Linked DNA regions of Homo sapiens: regions 1, 3 and 4 are each linked to region 2. The links are chromatin contacts, found by Hi-C or POLR2A ChIA-PET in ENCODE. All regions are on one chromosome and are shown on one strand. The core of a region is the stretch at or near the end of the contact, and the rest is flanking DNA. Distances in the headings are between cores, read along the strand shown. Region 1 holds the start of NBEAL1 (neurobeachin like 1). Region 2 holds the start of ABI2 (abl interactor 2). Region 3 overlaps CARF (calcium responsive transcription factor). Region 4 has its middle 32 kb from the start of CD28.

Region 1 (3,438 bases), core at 184-2,683, 310 kb before region 2:
CAAAATTTTGACATATAAATTTCACATGCCTAATGGACAACCAAGGAGAAATGCTGAATGTAAAATGTAATTTCAGGATAAAAAATTGAAGGTGTAATTTGCAAGCAACTACTCTCAATTCTGCCATGGTAGAGTGAAAGCAGCTATAGGCAATACTAAAGGAATGGGCATGGTTGTGTTCCACTAAAATTTTAGGACACTGAAACTTGAATTTGAATTTCGTCTAATTTTCACATCTCAAAATATTGTTCTTTTGATTTTCGTTAAGCAAGTTGCAACCAGAATGGACTGCAAAGCCTATAACATTTATTGTCTGGCTCTTTTTATTTTATTTTTATTTTTTGAGACAGTGTCTCGCTCTGTCGCCCAGGCTGGAGTACAGTGGCGCCATCGGAGCTCACTGCAACCTTCACTCCCAGGTTCAAGCGATTCTCCCACCTTAGCTTCTAAGTAGCTGGAACTACAGGCGTGCACCACCACGCCAAGCTAATTAAAATTTCTTTTGCAGAGACAGGGTCTCATTCTGTTGCCCAGGCTGATCTCCTGGGTTCAAGGGATTCGCCCGCCTAGACCTCCCAAAATTCTGGAATTACAGGCGATAGCCACTGCGCCTCGTCTCTGGCTCTTCACAGGCAATTTGTGGATCCTTGTTACAAATGAAACAAGATGGGACATTAGTTGATCATTTTTGAAGTTGGGTGACGGTATACAGGGTTTCGTTATACTAGTTTACTTTAGAATATACTTGAAATCTTTCACAATAAAAAGTTGTGGAAATGTTTAACAAAGGTGAGTTATCTTACGCGTTTTTCTTTCCTTATACAAAAACCAAATCTCTCTGAAAGTTGTCTATAGTTAGTAAAGCCTTTTGCTTCTTTTCTGAAAAAGAAAAACCCTTTCGAAGTCTTTAGTGGTGGTAAAATAAGCCCTTTGGATATGACACTCGGTGACGACGAAAGCAGGCACAAAAGGAAAAGAGGAGTTTTTGGGGGGTGTCTGTGTGTGTTTTGTCTTTTTACATTACTCTAAATTCCCAGAACCAATCCCGGTTCTACAAATAAGTGAAACAAAATCCCCTTTAACACCGTAGGGTCTCACGCCCTCAGATGACTCACGGAAATGACGCCATCAGCGAAAAGCGGGGCGGGCGTAGACGTCAGCACGTCAGCCCTCCTCCATGTCCAGCTGAGGGAAGGCTCGTTTCAGTGCCGCGGCCGGCGCCCGCCAAGGGATGGGCAGCCAGAGCCTGTCGACTGCGGCTGCGCAGGTATGCTGGGGCGGGGCTTCAGGTCACCCCGCCCATCCCCAGCCTACGCGACCATTGAACAGCTGCCGCCCAACGGCTGGGTAAATCCTCAGCGGCCGAAATGATTAGCCCAGGGGGCAGCCCCGCCCCCTGCTCCTCCCGGCCTCTCGCCCCGCCCCCATGTCCCGCCCGCTCGTCTGCCTGGCTGCGGGGTGACACGGGGCTTCGCCTTGGGAAGGGGTCGAGGGAAGCAGTTAGACGGCTGCCGGGCGGCGGCTGCCGCGCGGCACACAATGTGAGCCCGGTGATGGGGAGCGGGCCGTTGGGAAGAGGGGGCGGCATGGCAAGAAATGGGAGGGCCCCGGTGCTTGGTGGTGGAGGGGCTGCAGAGTGAGGGGCGGCTTTGAGTGGGCTAGGCTGTCAGGGAGTGTTCCGATACTGTAGTGCAGGCTGGGATCGCGGTCGGGAGACGCCGAGTCCGCATTCCTCAGTTCTAGAGCTTCTCTTGGCAGCTCGGCACACCTTAAGTTTGCCTCTGTTTGGGTTGTCTTGGGATGTGAGGAGGAAATTAAAAGATTCCCCCAAACACTTGGATGCTTCTTTGGGAAGTTCCTCGCCGGTGTGTGCGTGCCCACTTCTCTTGGATGGAAAGGTGGAGAGGCCAGGTGGGCGGGTGGACTTCCACTCTCCGAGGATTGTTAGAACAAACGAACTGGGAATTCCTCCCCCGCCCCCACGCCCTGCCCTGCAACACAGCAAACAGTCCCAACTACTCCACCCCCACCCCACCCCAGACGGAGTCTTGCTCTGTCGCCCAGACTGGAGTGCAGTGGCGTGATCTGGGCTCACTGCAGCCTCTGCCTCCCGGGTTCAAGCAATTCTCCTGCCTCAGCCTCCTGAGTAGCTGGGATTACAGGTGCCCGCCACCACGCCCGGCTAATTTTTTGTATTTCTTTAGTAGAGACAGGGGTTCACTGTGTTGGCCAGGCTGGTCTCGAACTCCTGACCTCAGGTGATTCACGCACTTGGGCCTCCCAAAGTGCTGGGATTACAGGCGTGAGCCACCGCGCCTGGCCCCAACAACTTTGAAGAGGAGACCAGAACAAGAACATTCTAAGAGCTTTGATGTATTTGAAATGTCTGAGATGTGGGCCTTTTCCTTGTATCTGTACAAAAGGTATGAGTGGGAAGGGAGTCTTGCTCCTTATTCTCACTGGACGCATTCTTGGTTATGAACATGTACCCATCTCTAGGAGTCTGTCTGCCCTAGAGGATTCTATGGTGGACATACTGTGTTAGCTGTGATGTTTTCCTGAAACACAAGTTTCTATGAAATCTAATCAGTCCATGTGAAAGTATAGCGGGTTGTTTGTGGGAAGTGAAGAAGATACATCTTTAGTTTTTGATAAGTCTAGATTTTTTAGTATGGCCTCTTTTTCTAACCTGTGGATGTTTTTCTCTTTCACAGATTTATTTAATTGCCCAACTACCACTGATGAAGATATATTGGAGTGACTGCTGAAATTGCCTTTTTGTTTTTAACCAGAGGACAGTCCATTTGTTTCACTTCTTTTTGCTTTCTTTACTGCTATGAGCTTTACTGAACGGCTGAAAAACTTGGAAAATAAAATGGACATGCTGTAGTCTTGAACATAATTTTTTTAAGGAAAACTTAAAGTGCCAGAGTGAAAGCCAGAATGGCATCCAGAGAGAGGCTCTTTGAACTTTGGATGCTTTATTGTACAAAGGTAATTGCTTTCCTTTTTATTTTTATGTTTTAAAATACTTTATTATAAAATTTGTGACTGGCAGTAGTAACACTTTATTTAATAGATAATAGTGTATTTAGTCATAATGAATAACCCCAAACTTAAAAGCGTTTAAAGGATTTTCTGTTTTCCTCTTTTTCAGGTTTGAACACACATACAATATTGGCATACTGTTAAAAACTGTAGGGTGCGGCTTTTATTTGATACTTATCCCCAAATGATCCTAAAATTATATAAGTAAAATTATGCCCTTAAGAGAAAAATAAAATATTTTTATTTTTGTTTGTGCTTTTCATTTTCTCCCACAAGTGAGTGTAGGATAGAGACATTTTTATGAGAAGGGCATTAAGCATTTTTCTTGGAATGAACCTTTGAAATTGCATCACAAGGTTATTGATTGAACTGCGTGCTGTGTGACTGCCA
Region 2 (3,387 bases), core at 407-2,906:
GTATGTATCATGAAGCCAATATAACATTAGGGTTTGCTCCAGATATTTGTAATGATATGGTATTAAAGTGATTTTTTTTTTTTTTGAGACGGAGTCTCGCTCTGTCGCCCAGGCTGGAGTGCAGTGGCACGATCTCCGCTCACTGCAAGCTCTTCTCCCAGGATGACGCCATTCTTCTGCCTCAGCTTCCCGAGTAGCTGGGACTACAGGCGCCCGCCACCATGCCCAGCTAATTTTTTTATTTTTATTTTTAGTAGAGACGGGTTTTCACTGTGTTAGCCAGGATGGTCTCGATCTCCTGACCTCGTGATCCGCCCGCCTCGGCCTCCCAAAGTGCTGGGATTACAGGCGTGAACCACCGCGCCCGTCCTAAAGTGATTTTTTTTTGAAAGTATAAGTTTCCTCATCATCTGAATGAAAAAAATTCACTGTAGGAGGGCCAAGAGATCACCAGATTAAGAAAAGTGTTGAAACAATGGATCTTGTTCTAACTACACAAGTCTAAGATGGTACTGCCTGGAATCAACTTTGATTTTCCACAGCACAAATAAAGGTCATGGCTTCATATCTCAGCAATGGTCAGGAGTTTTAGTTTTTCCAGATTACATTGTGTGGGGTAGTCTGATTTAGGAAAACAAGACACAGTATCTGGAGAATAAAAACAGAATTATAACTCTGCAAGAGGAAAATTATCTGCCTTGAATTTTTGTAGCACTTAATGTTTTTTCAAGGTATTTTCACAATAAACGTTGATTTTATCTATGTAACAGCCCTGTGAAGAAGGCAATTACTACTAGCAAAATCGTTTTCAAAATTTTAAATACTGAATCCATGAATAGGAAAAAGGACAGCGAAGTTGATAGCATTAGAGAAATGACAGAAAAGGTTATGAGTGAGGAAGCGAATCATAGAAATGGCAAACATAAAAAGCTGAGGCCCACGGCACCGCAAACCAGGAGAGAAAGGGGCTAATCTGGCAGGGGAGAACAGCGTTAGTGGGGAAGTGCAAAGAGGCAGGGGCGCAGGAAAGCTGGGGTTAGGAAACTGCAATTCACTGCAACAAAGAGGATGAGGTCAAATCTGAGAAAAATGAAGTCAGGTGGCATTGAAAGCTGCGTGGAAGTTTTATTCCTGCCCTGTTGAGGTGTGATCTTTCACAGAGGAGGGTCCCAAGAGTGGAGGCTGTGCCCTCCTTCGGCCTCCCGTCAGCAGCAGAGGGAGAAAAGCCTCGAGAAGTTCCCTAGGCCGATGACCTCCATGGGGACGGAGCCGAGATGAGTCCCGGAGGGAGCCGGCAGGAAGCCAGCTGAGCAGGGTGGTGTGTTCCCGCCGGGCTAACAAAGGCCGCCGGGAGGTGGGGGCTTCTCCAGCCGCTCCAGCGGCGGGCGGGCGGCGGAAGGGTTAACTGCACCACCAACTCCCGCGCGCATCCCGGCCCCTACCCCCGCCGTCGCTAGGAGACGCCGGAAGTGGGGGAGGGGCCGGCGGCGCGGGCGAGGGTGGGAATCTTTTTCGGGCTCCCGGGGGCGGAGGGAAGGGAGCGCGCGTGCGCGCGCCCGGCCGGCCGTCGCCGCGGTGACCGTCCTCGGAGTCCGTCGGCTCGCGCCCCGCCCCCGTCGCCCCCTCCCCTGTCGCGCGCTGGGGCTGTTTCTCGCTCCTTCCGAGTTACCGCCGCCGTCGCCGCCGCTCCTCCTCTCCCGGTCCTGGGTTTCCTTGGCGCTGCGGCCGCCGCTCCCTCTGCGACCTGTATGAGGAGGAGGAGGAGGAGGATGTGAAGATGGCGGAGCTGCAGATGCTGCTGGAAGAGGAAATCCCGGGGGGCCGCCGGGCCCTCTTCGACAGCTACACAAATCTGGAACGGGTGGCCGATTACTGCGAGAACAACTACATACAGGTGCGAAGCATCCCCAGCTGGGCCGCGTCGGGGACCCCCCCGCCGGGGGCCGCGCGCCTCGGGGCGTGGGGCCGAGGCCGCCTCGGGGACACGGCCCAGCGGAGCCCCCGATGGGGGTGGGGAGCTGGGTGAGGGCTGGGGCTGGTGAATGGGTGGGAATTCTCCGGCTGGAGAAACTGCATTTTAAAAACCTTTAAAAAAGCGGTGAAGCAGTTCTCGGCGTGGTGCGTGTGTCGCGTCCCGCCTCCTCGCCGCTCCCGCCCTCGGCCGCCCCCGCACTCCGCGCCGGTCAGCGTTCCGGATGGCGGAGGGGGCGGAGAGTGGCATTTTCTGTTTGACGGAATCCTGCTCCCCACCTTAGGGTAGGGGTGTCGCGGGTGTTGACGGGTTACCTCCATCCCCCAAATTCTGGATGATTTTTAAGGGGTTATCTTGCTGCAGAGTGAAGTGCTTCAGGCTTCAGTTTTCTGTTCCTGTGAATGCTTCAGAAACCCTTTCTTAATATTTTATGTTCTAAAGGGGATACGGTAGAAGAGCAGCAGTTTCTTGTTGGAAGTTAATGCCATTTTTTTCCCTATGGAGAAGGATGATGAGCTGATTCCCCCCTCCCTCCTAGTTCTGTTAGAATAGGCAGTTTTCCTGGGGGTGGGAGGAGGACAGACTATGACTGTTTCTTAGAGAGAATTGGGAAGATGAACCTCCTGGTTTAATTTTTTTTTTTTTTTTTTTTTTTTACCGTGATGGATCGTTTGGCTCAAGGGCTGATAGTGGTAGGGGCGTGTGTATGGAGGCGGGGGATACCGGATGGTATGAGATCCAGCTGCTCCTGGATGAAGCAAAATATTCTGTGGATTAAAAAAATCCTTCTTTAAAAATTACTTGAAAGGATAGCAGGTTAAAAGGCACAGTTTGCAAAATCTAAAATCTTTTGCTTTTTTTTTTATGGTTATTTTGAATTATGGGTTCTGCCTCCATTTTTTTTCTTTCCCGTTTAAATTCTCTTGGGATAAAGATGGAAATGGAAGCAATATGTTAAACTGTTTCTTCACAGTCTTTTTTTTTTTCCTTTTTTCTTGCTCCCACCTCCATCTCTCCAGGGATCCTTCTTTTTTCTTTTCTTTTTGAGACACAACCTCGTTCTGTAGTCCAGGTTGGAGTGCAGTGGCGCGATCTCGGCTCACTGAAACCTCGGCCTCCTAGGTTTGAGCAATTCTCATGCTTCAGCTTCCCGAGTAGCTGGGACTACAGGCGCCCGCCACCACAGCCGGCTAATTTTTGTATTTTTAGTAAAGATGGGGTTTCACCATGTTGACCAGACTGGTCTCGAACTCCTGACTTCAAGTCATCCACCCACCTCGGCCTCCCAAAGTGCTGGGATTATAGGCGTGAGGCACCTTTCTTAACATTAGCTATATAGGAAAGCATTTTCATGTCTTAGTGTAAATTTTAAAAAACAGGTGTTACAATTTTATAGGTTCATAAATTTTGTAATG
Region 3 (3,453 bases), core at 821-3,320, 360 kb before region 2:
AAATACAGATGAAGCTTTGCTGGCTTGCCCACTGCTCACCTCCTGCTGTGCGGCCTGGTTCCTATCAGGCTACAGACTGGTAGTGGTCCAGTCTGGAGGTTAGAGACCCCTGTTATAGCCAATATCACATAATCAAACACCAATTCTTTATTAGATAGATAGCCACACCAAGAGAAACAAATAAAGACTATAACCTCACACAGCTCAGGCCTGGTTTCGCAGCCAAGTGAGTCCTGAAAAAACCGTTTTCTGAGCTTTTTGGATTTCAGATTTGTACATAAGGGTTTGATAGCTTGTACCAATTTTCACTCCTGTCAGCAGTGTGTGAAAATTTCATTTCCCCACTTTTACTTCATGACTTAGCATTGCCAGATGTTTAAAAATCTTTGTTTGTTTGTTTGTTTGTTTTTTTGAGTCGGGGTCTCACTCTGTCACCCAGGCTGGAGTACAGTGGTGTGATCTCAGCTCACTGCAATCTCAATCTCCTTGGCTCAAGAGATCCTCCTGCCTCAGCTTCATGAGTAGCTGGGACTACAGGTATATGCCACCATGCTCAGCTAATTTTTGTATTTTTTTGGAGAGATGAGGTTTTGCCATGTTGCCTCGGCTGGTCTCAAACTCCTACACTCAAGCAATCTGCCCACTTCAGCCTCCCAAAGTGCTGGTATTACAGGCATGAGCCACTGTGCCCACACCTTAAAAAGGTTTTTTAAAGCCTTAAAAAACCTTTACATTATGGAAATTTTTACATGTGAATCAAAGTAGAGATAATAATATAAGAAACCCCATGACTCTAGGTATCTATCTTCCAGCTTCAACAACTATCAGTATATGGTCAATCTTGTCTCATACCCCTTACACTTCCTCATTCCCTAGATGGTTTTATAGCACATTTCAGATATATCATTCCATCTGTAATTACTAAAGTATATGGTGTATACTAAAGTATATATCTCTAAAAGATAAGGACTCCTTATATATATATATACATATATGTGTATATATATATATATATACACACACACACATACATATATGAGAATCCTGTGATCACACTTAATAAGAAAATTAACAGTAACTTTGTAATGTTATAAAATGTTCAGCATTTACATTTTCCCACTTACCTCACAGGTTTTTTTTCCTCTCCTCAAAGGTTGTTGAAATTCAAATCCAAACAGGGTCCACAGACTGCATTTAGTTAATAAATCTCTTAAACTTCTTTTCATTTGAAGATTTCTCTCCTCTTCTAGGTAGTTTGTTCTGTAATATTTGCCATATTCTGGGTTTTGCTTATTCCATCTGTGTGATGTAGTTTTTGTTCTTTATCTCTTGTATTTTCTGTAAACAGGTCTAGAGCCTTGATTAAATGCAGATTTGATTTTTGCAAGAATACCTCCTCGGTGTGCTGTGTACTTATTGCCATCTGTATGTGTCTCTCTGTTTGTGGTGTTCAGATTGATCAGTGGATTCAGTTTTTATAGAGTATTATGGAATGTTTTTATTTTTGCCATTCCAAGGAGTATGAAATAGTATTTTACTATTGTTTTAATTTGCATTTCCCTGTTTACTTAAAGTTGAACATCTTTTTCTTTGTTCATTTACTACCTTTTTTTTCTTTCTGACTTGGCTATTCATAGCCTTTGCACATTTTTCTGAGTGGTTGTTTATTAATTATTTATGATTGTTTGTAGTCTACATAGTAATTCTACATGGGCAATTACTATGTTATATATCTTATAAAATGCTATTTCTCACACTATTACTTTTATATTTACTTATGGTGTCTTTTAAACAGAAGTTTTTATATTTTAATGTCAGCTTTATTAACATTTGTATTAGTAATTGGTGTTTTTATTTTATATTTTAAAAGTTTGTTGTATCCTACAGTAGTGTAAGATATTCAACTTAAAATCTTAAGTTATATAATTTTCACATCTACTTATTTGTATTATCTATTGCTGTGTAACAAATTATCCCAAACGTAGTGGCTGAAAACGACAAACGTTAATTATCTCACAGTTTCTGTGAGTCAGGAATCCAAGAGTGACTCAGCAAAGTGGTTCTGCTGCAGTTGTCTCATGACTTGACTGAGGGAGGGTCTACTTTCAGATTCACTCTTGTGGCTGTCAGCAGGCCTTATTCCTTGCCACGTGGGCCTTTCCACAGAGCTCCCTTACCACTTGGCAGATGATTACCTCCAGAGAGAGCAATTCAAGCAAGAGTAAGAGAGAGTACCCAAATGATAGTTACAGTCTTTTTGCAGCCTAATATCAAAAATTACTTCCTACCACTTTGGCCATATTTATTAAACGTAAGTTAGTAAGTCTAGCCCATATTCAAGGGGAGGGGATTACTCAAGGACATGAATGCTAGAAGGCATGGATTACTGGGGGCCATCTTAGGGCTGGCTGCTGTATTAACAGCCCAAATAAAAACAAGAAAATAATTATAAAAGGAAATAAAAATTTAAATGATACCAATATTTATTAACCAAATGTAACATTTGCTCACTATTTATAAAATGGTATAAAAACCATATGTCAGGTGGGATGCAGTGGCTCATGCCTCTAAATCACAGCCCTTTGGGAGGCCAAGGCAGGCGGTTCACTTGAGTTTAGGAGTTCAAAACCAGCCTGGACAACAAGACAAAACTCTGTCTACTAAAAATACAAAAATTAGCCTGGCGTGGTGGCACACGCCTATAGTCCCAGCTACTTGGGAGGCTGAGGCAGGAGAACTGCTTGAACCCAGGAGGTGGAGGTTGCAGTGAGCCAAGATTGCGCCACTGTGCTCCAGCCTGGGTGACAGAGTGAGACTCCGTCTCAAAAAAAAAAAAATTATATGCCAGTAGACACTCAGTAAATGTGATATTCACTAATTTTCTTACCATAATTATGGTACCTTTGGTAAATTTTAAAATAAACTTTTAAATTTATATGTTTGTATATGTAAGTAAGACTTACTAATGTTTTCTTTCCTTAAAGCTGTATATTTGAAAGATTTTGACATTGCCACCACCAAGTTACTTTTAATCTAGTGTCTAGAATAGATGGACACTTGAATTAATATCAATAGTTGGTTTTGGCCCACAGGGAGTAGAGCTGTGGTAATGGAGTGTCAGTATGGGCCAAGAAGAAAAGGTTTCCAGTTAAAAAAAGTCAGTGAGCAGGAAAGCAGGTCTTGTCAGCTCTACAAAGCCACTTGTCCAGCTCGGTAAGCTTTATTTTCTTTTATTTGTTTTCTATTAAGAACTTATTTTTGAATAGCTAATACACATATTTTTATTAGGTTTATACAGTACCAAAAAGTATACAGTGAATTCTAAGTTTTCTCTTACCCACATTTGTTCTGTCTTTAAAGCAACAACTCTTACTAGTTTTTTGAGTCATCTTCCAAAGATATTCTGTGTATATGGATGCATATAAAGGCAGAGAGACAGAGATCTCCTTCTTT
Region 4 (3,347 bases), core at 248-2,747, 350 kb after region 2:
AAAATAATTGTGGGGGCACTGAAGAATTGTGGGACACTGGCAAGAAGAAGAATCTTAGAGCAATTCTTTGATCTAGTTCAATTAATTAATTAATTGACAAAAATTGTATACATTGATGGTGTACAACATGATGTTTTGATATATGTATACATTGTGGAATGGCAAAAGCAGGATAATTGACATATAAATTCCCTCACATACTTATCTTTTTTTCTTTTTTCTTTTTTTTATGGTGAGAACTTTGGTCTATTTTTCTGGTGAATAATATGTAGCAGGACTGGTACCAGAACCAGGTCATCCAGAGATGTTCTGTCTGCTGCCATCAACTCGGGACCTCAGAAGGTGGTACTCCTCCCCTAAAGGTGAATTATTTTAGCTAAAAAAAAACAAAGAGAAATCCTTATTTCTAGATGAAATAAGAATCAACAGGAAATTCCAGGAGATTTCAGTTACATCAGTTGTTACAGTTGGTACATAATGATGTAACATCTGTTCCAAAGAAAACAGCAAGTATGTATTTAATACACTTTTACGAAGTCCCCATGTTTTCTTTTCTTTTCTTTTTTCTTTTCTTTCCTTTTTTTTTTTTTTTTTTTTTTTGAGGGTTGCAAGGTTTATTGTGAAGAGTGAAAGAACAAAGCTTCCACAGCGTGGAATGGGACCCGAGTGGGTTACAGCTGCTGGCTGGGGTTGCCAGCTTTCATTCCCTTATTGGCCCCTCCCATGTTCTGTTTTCATCCTATCAGAATGCCCTTTTTTCAATCCTCCCTGCGATTGGCTACTTTTAGGATCCTGCTGATTGGTGCATTTTACAGACCGCTGACTGGTGCGTTGTACAGAGTGCTGATTGGTGCATTTTACAATCCTCTTGCTAGCTACAGAGTGCTGATTGGTGCGTTTTACAATCCTCTTGTAAGACAGGAAAGTTCTCCAAGTCCCCACTCGACCAAGGAAGTCCTGCTGGCTTCACCTCTCAATCCCCGCTCTAAACAAGACATCCCAGCTGAAAAGTCCCCATATTTTCTTTTAGTAATCATTTTAATGTGTGTGTGTGAGAAAAGGACACTATTAAAAGAAACTTTTAAACTTTTCTTTTCTAGTCCTATGTCTACTTTTAGCCAATATTTGTGAGCATCAACCATATCCCTCCTCAGTAATTATATTTTATTTTTTCCTCCCAGGTCATGTGAAAGACTGTGTATAATTCAGAAGAGATATTTCTACAGTGAAAAAAAATACCCCATATTTAAATCAATTCAAGTTTCTTCTTGACATCTAGGCTGTATCTAGGACACATCTGGACATCTGGAAACATCCAAATTTGACTGACTTTTCCAGTTTTCAGCAGAACATTTAGTAAATAAAAGAATAAGAAACTTGTACTAATCATATATTTTTTTGAAAGTCAACAGCATTTCAGTGGGGCTGATGTCCTCATGGCCTGGCCTTTATTTCTTGCCTCATGTCAGACTTAACCCATGTTGGTGGAGGAGGCTGACATTCAAAGGGTGTGGTTTTTGAGGTTGCCACATGCCTTGCCATGACTTAAAATATCTCTCTCTGGCTGCCAGATGGCCTGGGGAAGCACCAGACACAGGCTCCATTGACCTCAGAACTTGTTGCTTTAGGACTGGAAGCTCTTTCAGGGTCTTTCTTAAATTTCTGTTTCTAAATATCTGAAGCACATCAAGCCTTAAACTGGGGTTTTGTGCTGCTCCTCCTCGCTTTCCTGAAAGCAAAGGGTAAGAATTAATTTCGGGCACAGATAGTAAATGCTGACTTTTCATTGTTCCCTTGAGAACACTTCACTCTCCAAGAGAAAGTCTCCCTTCTTCAGCCCAAATCTTGTGGAAACTGTGCATATGAGGTGTGGAGAAACCCCATGGGAAAACTGGGAGTCTACAAACAGGCCTAGTCTTTGAGGATGCTCGGCAGGGGTGGAGGAAGACGCCTCAGGTATCTCTTCAGGTCCAATTCCCTACTGGATGTAGATATACAAAATGTAATTTACTTCCAGTTATTGAATGATAATGTCTTGAAACATTAGAAAAATAGTCATCTTGAAGGAAAAGGCAAAGAAGATTATTTGGAGAGGAGAAGTTTTTTTTCTGTTTGTAGAGTGGAAAAGTGAGATAAATTGGTTTGAAAAAAGAAAAGTAAATACATTGCAAGGGAAACTTTATTCATTAAACATTTATTGAGCACCTACTAAGTGCCAGAGACAGTTCTAGTCTCTGGAGATACAATAGTTAGCGGACTAGACAAACATGTTCTTTGGCCTTATGGACTTCTCAGTCAAGTGAAAGGGCATGGAGGGGACCTAACCCAGCGGGTGTGTGCAGCAAGGGATCAGAGGAGATTTCTCTGAAGGAGTTATATTTAAACAAAGACCTGAATAGAGTTAGATGGACAAAGCCCCCAGTTTAGTTTGGCTTCATTTTCAATGATCCCATTACAAAGCAAAACCAAACAAAAATTCAGTTCTAAGTCCTTTATTTTTTTCTACTTTAGACGGTTGCCTGCCTGAGATACAACTCTGATTTCAACAAGAGACAATTGGATTGCTATTTTTCTCTCTCCTTTGACTTGATATTTATTATTTCTCATCTCTCACTGTGTTATGACTTATTGGTTTATGTCTGTCTCTCTCTGTAGACTATGAGTCACTAAAAGCCAGGGACTGTCTTAATAGTCTTTGTTCAGGCACCACATAGCTCTAGGATGAATAAATAAAGGAATCAAGATGAATGAATAAAAATAACAGTTGTTTTCACAGCATCATTTTGCATCGAGAAAAGTGTCATATCAAACTATTCTTCCCATCCAATCTCTTTAATTGCACAACTAACCGAATCTCCCATCCAGTCTATTCAATAACACTAATGCATTGAGCGTCTACCATGTACAGGCCACATGTTTGTCATGGGGATGTAATGGTGAGCACAATAGACAAGGCATTGGCTCTTGTGGAGTGTACAGTCTGATGGAGGAAGACAAACTTTATATAAATAATCACTCAAATACTTGATTCCTAATTCTATCAAAAGAAACAATGTAGGTAAAAATACTGAAATAAAAGATTTGAGTTGAAAATGGCAGGAAAATTTAAAGTTTTGCCAAGTTTTTGGATGCCTATAAGAAATGTGTCTTATGCTTGCTTCCTCTTTTCCCTTCTAGCTTCTTGCAGTAATTGAGTTTGTAAAATCAAGATGCATAATTTCTACAGGGAAAAGCAAATAAATTGCATTCATTCTAGGTATTTTAGCTGCCTAGGTTGGCCCAACTGTTAATAGCAAAACCCATTTTTTGGGCAAACACCAGCTAATCATTAGTGGTACTTTGATTTT

What was found. Hi-C counts contacts between places; a loop is a spot of excess contacts on that map. ChIA-PET counts read pairs that join two places held with the same protein, here RNA polymerase II (POLR2A). Pooled maps may share reads with other maps.
Region 1: a map of dorsolateral prefrontal cortex shows a loop between it and region 2 (3-fold over the local background). The contact joins the promoter of NBEAL1 here to the promoter of ABI2 in region 2. A Hi-C loop is called at or near these places in 6 of 168 maps with a recorded cell type or tissue (B cell, dorsolateral prefrontal cortex, naive thymus-derived CD4-positive, alpha-beta T cell and 1 more), 7 of 37 single-sample maps with no recorded cell type and 18 of 50 pooled maps. POLR2A ChIA-PET finds 5 or more read pairs at or near these places in 2 of 52 experiments (WTC11 and activated T-cell).
Region 3: a pooled map shows a loop between it and region 2 (4-fold over the local background). The contact joins the enhancer-like site here to the promoter of ABI2 in region 2. A Hi-C loop is called at or near these places in 2 of 50 pooled maps. POLR2A ChIA-PET finds 5 or more read pairs at or near these places in 2 of 52 experiments (GM10248 and H1).
Region 4: a pooled map shows a loop between it and region 2 (5-fold over the local background). The contact joins the enhancer-like site here to the promoter of ABI2 in region 2. A Hi-C loop is called at or near these places in 2 of 168 maps with a recorded cell type or tissue (chondrocyte and endothelial cell of umbilical vein), 1 of 37 single-sample maps with no recorded cell type and 4 of 50 pooled maps.

Annotation. Positions count from the first base shown.
Region 1 is chr2:203,013,442-203,016,879 of GRCh38, forward strand. NBEAL1 (neurobeachin like 1) reads left to right here and starts at 1,434. Exons shown (of 56, transcript NM_001378026.1): 1 at 1,434-1,541; 2 at 2,715-2,994. The coding sequence starts at 2,944. RefSeq lists an enhancer at 1,114-1,667 and a silencer at 1,306-1,535.
Region 2 is chr2:203,326,738-203,330,124 of GRCh38, forward strand. It overlaps ABI2 (abl interactor 2), which reads left to right and starts at 1,657. Exons shown (of 12, transcript NM_001375670.1): 1 at 1,657-1,894. The coding sequence starts at 1,778. RefSeq lists an enhancer at 544-1,514 and silencers at 1,316-1,655, 1,412-1,599, 1,876-2,225.
Region 3 is chr2:202,963,886-202,967,338 of GRCh38, forward strand. It overlaps CARF (calcium responsive transcription factor), which reads left to right. Exons shown (of 17, transcript NM_024744.17): 10 at 3,093-3,213. Among named protein-coding and RNA genes, the nearest start is that of NBEAL1, 49 kb to the right of the region's middle. RefSeq lists an enhancer at 2,179-2,228. Within about 2 kb of position 2,071, at least 2 of the 41 ENCODE cell types and tissues checked have a DNase peak (open chromatin) inside an H3K27ac peak, as active enhancers do.
Region 4 is chr2:203,672,599-203,675,945 of GRCh38, forward strand. No RefSeq gene overlaps it. Among named protein-coding and RNA genes, the nearest start is that of CD28, 32 kb to the right of the region's middle. Within about 2 kb of position 1,498, at least 4 of the 41 ENCODE cell types and tissues checked have a DNase peak (open chromatin) inside an H3K27ac peak, as active enhancers do.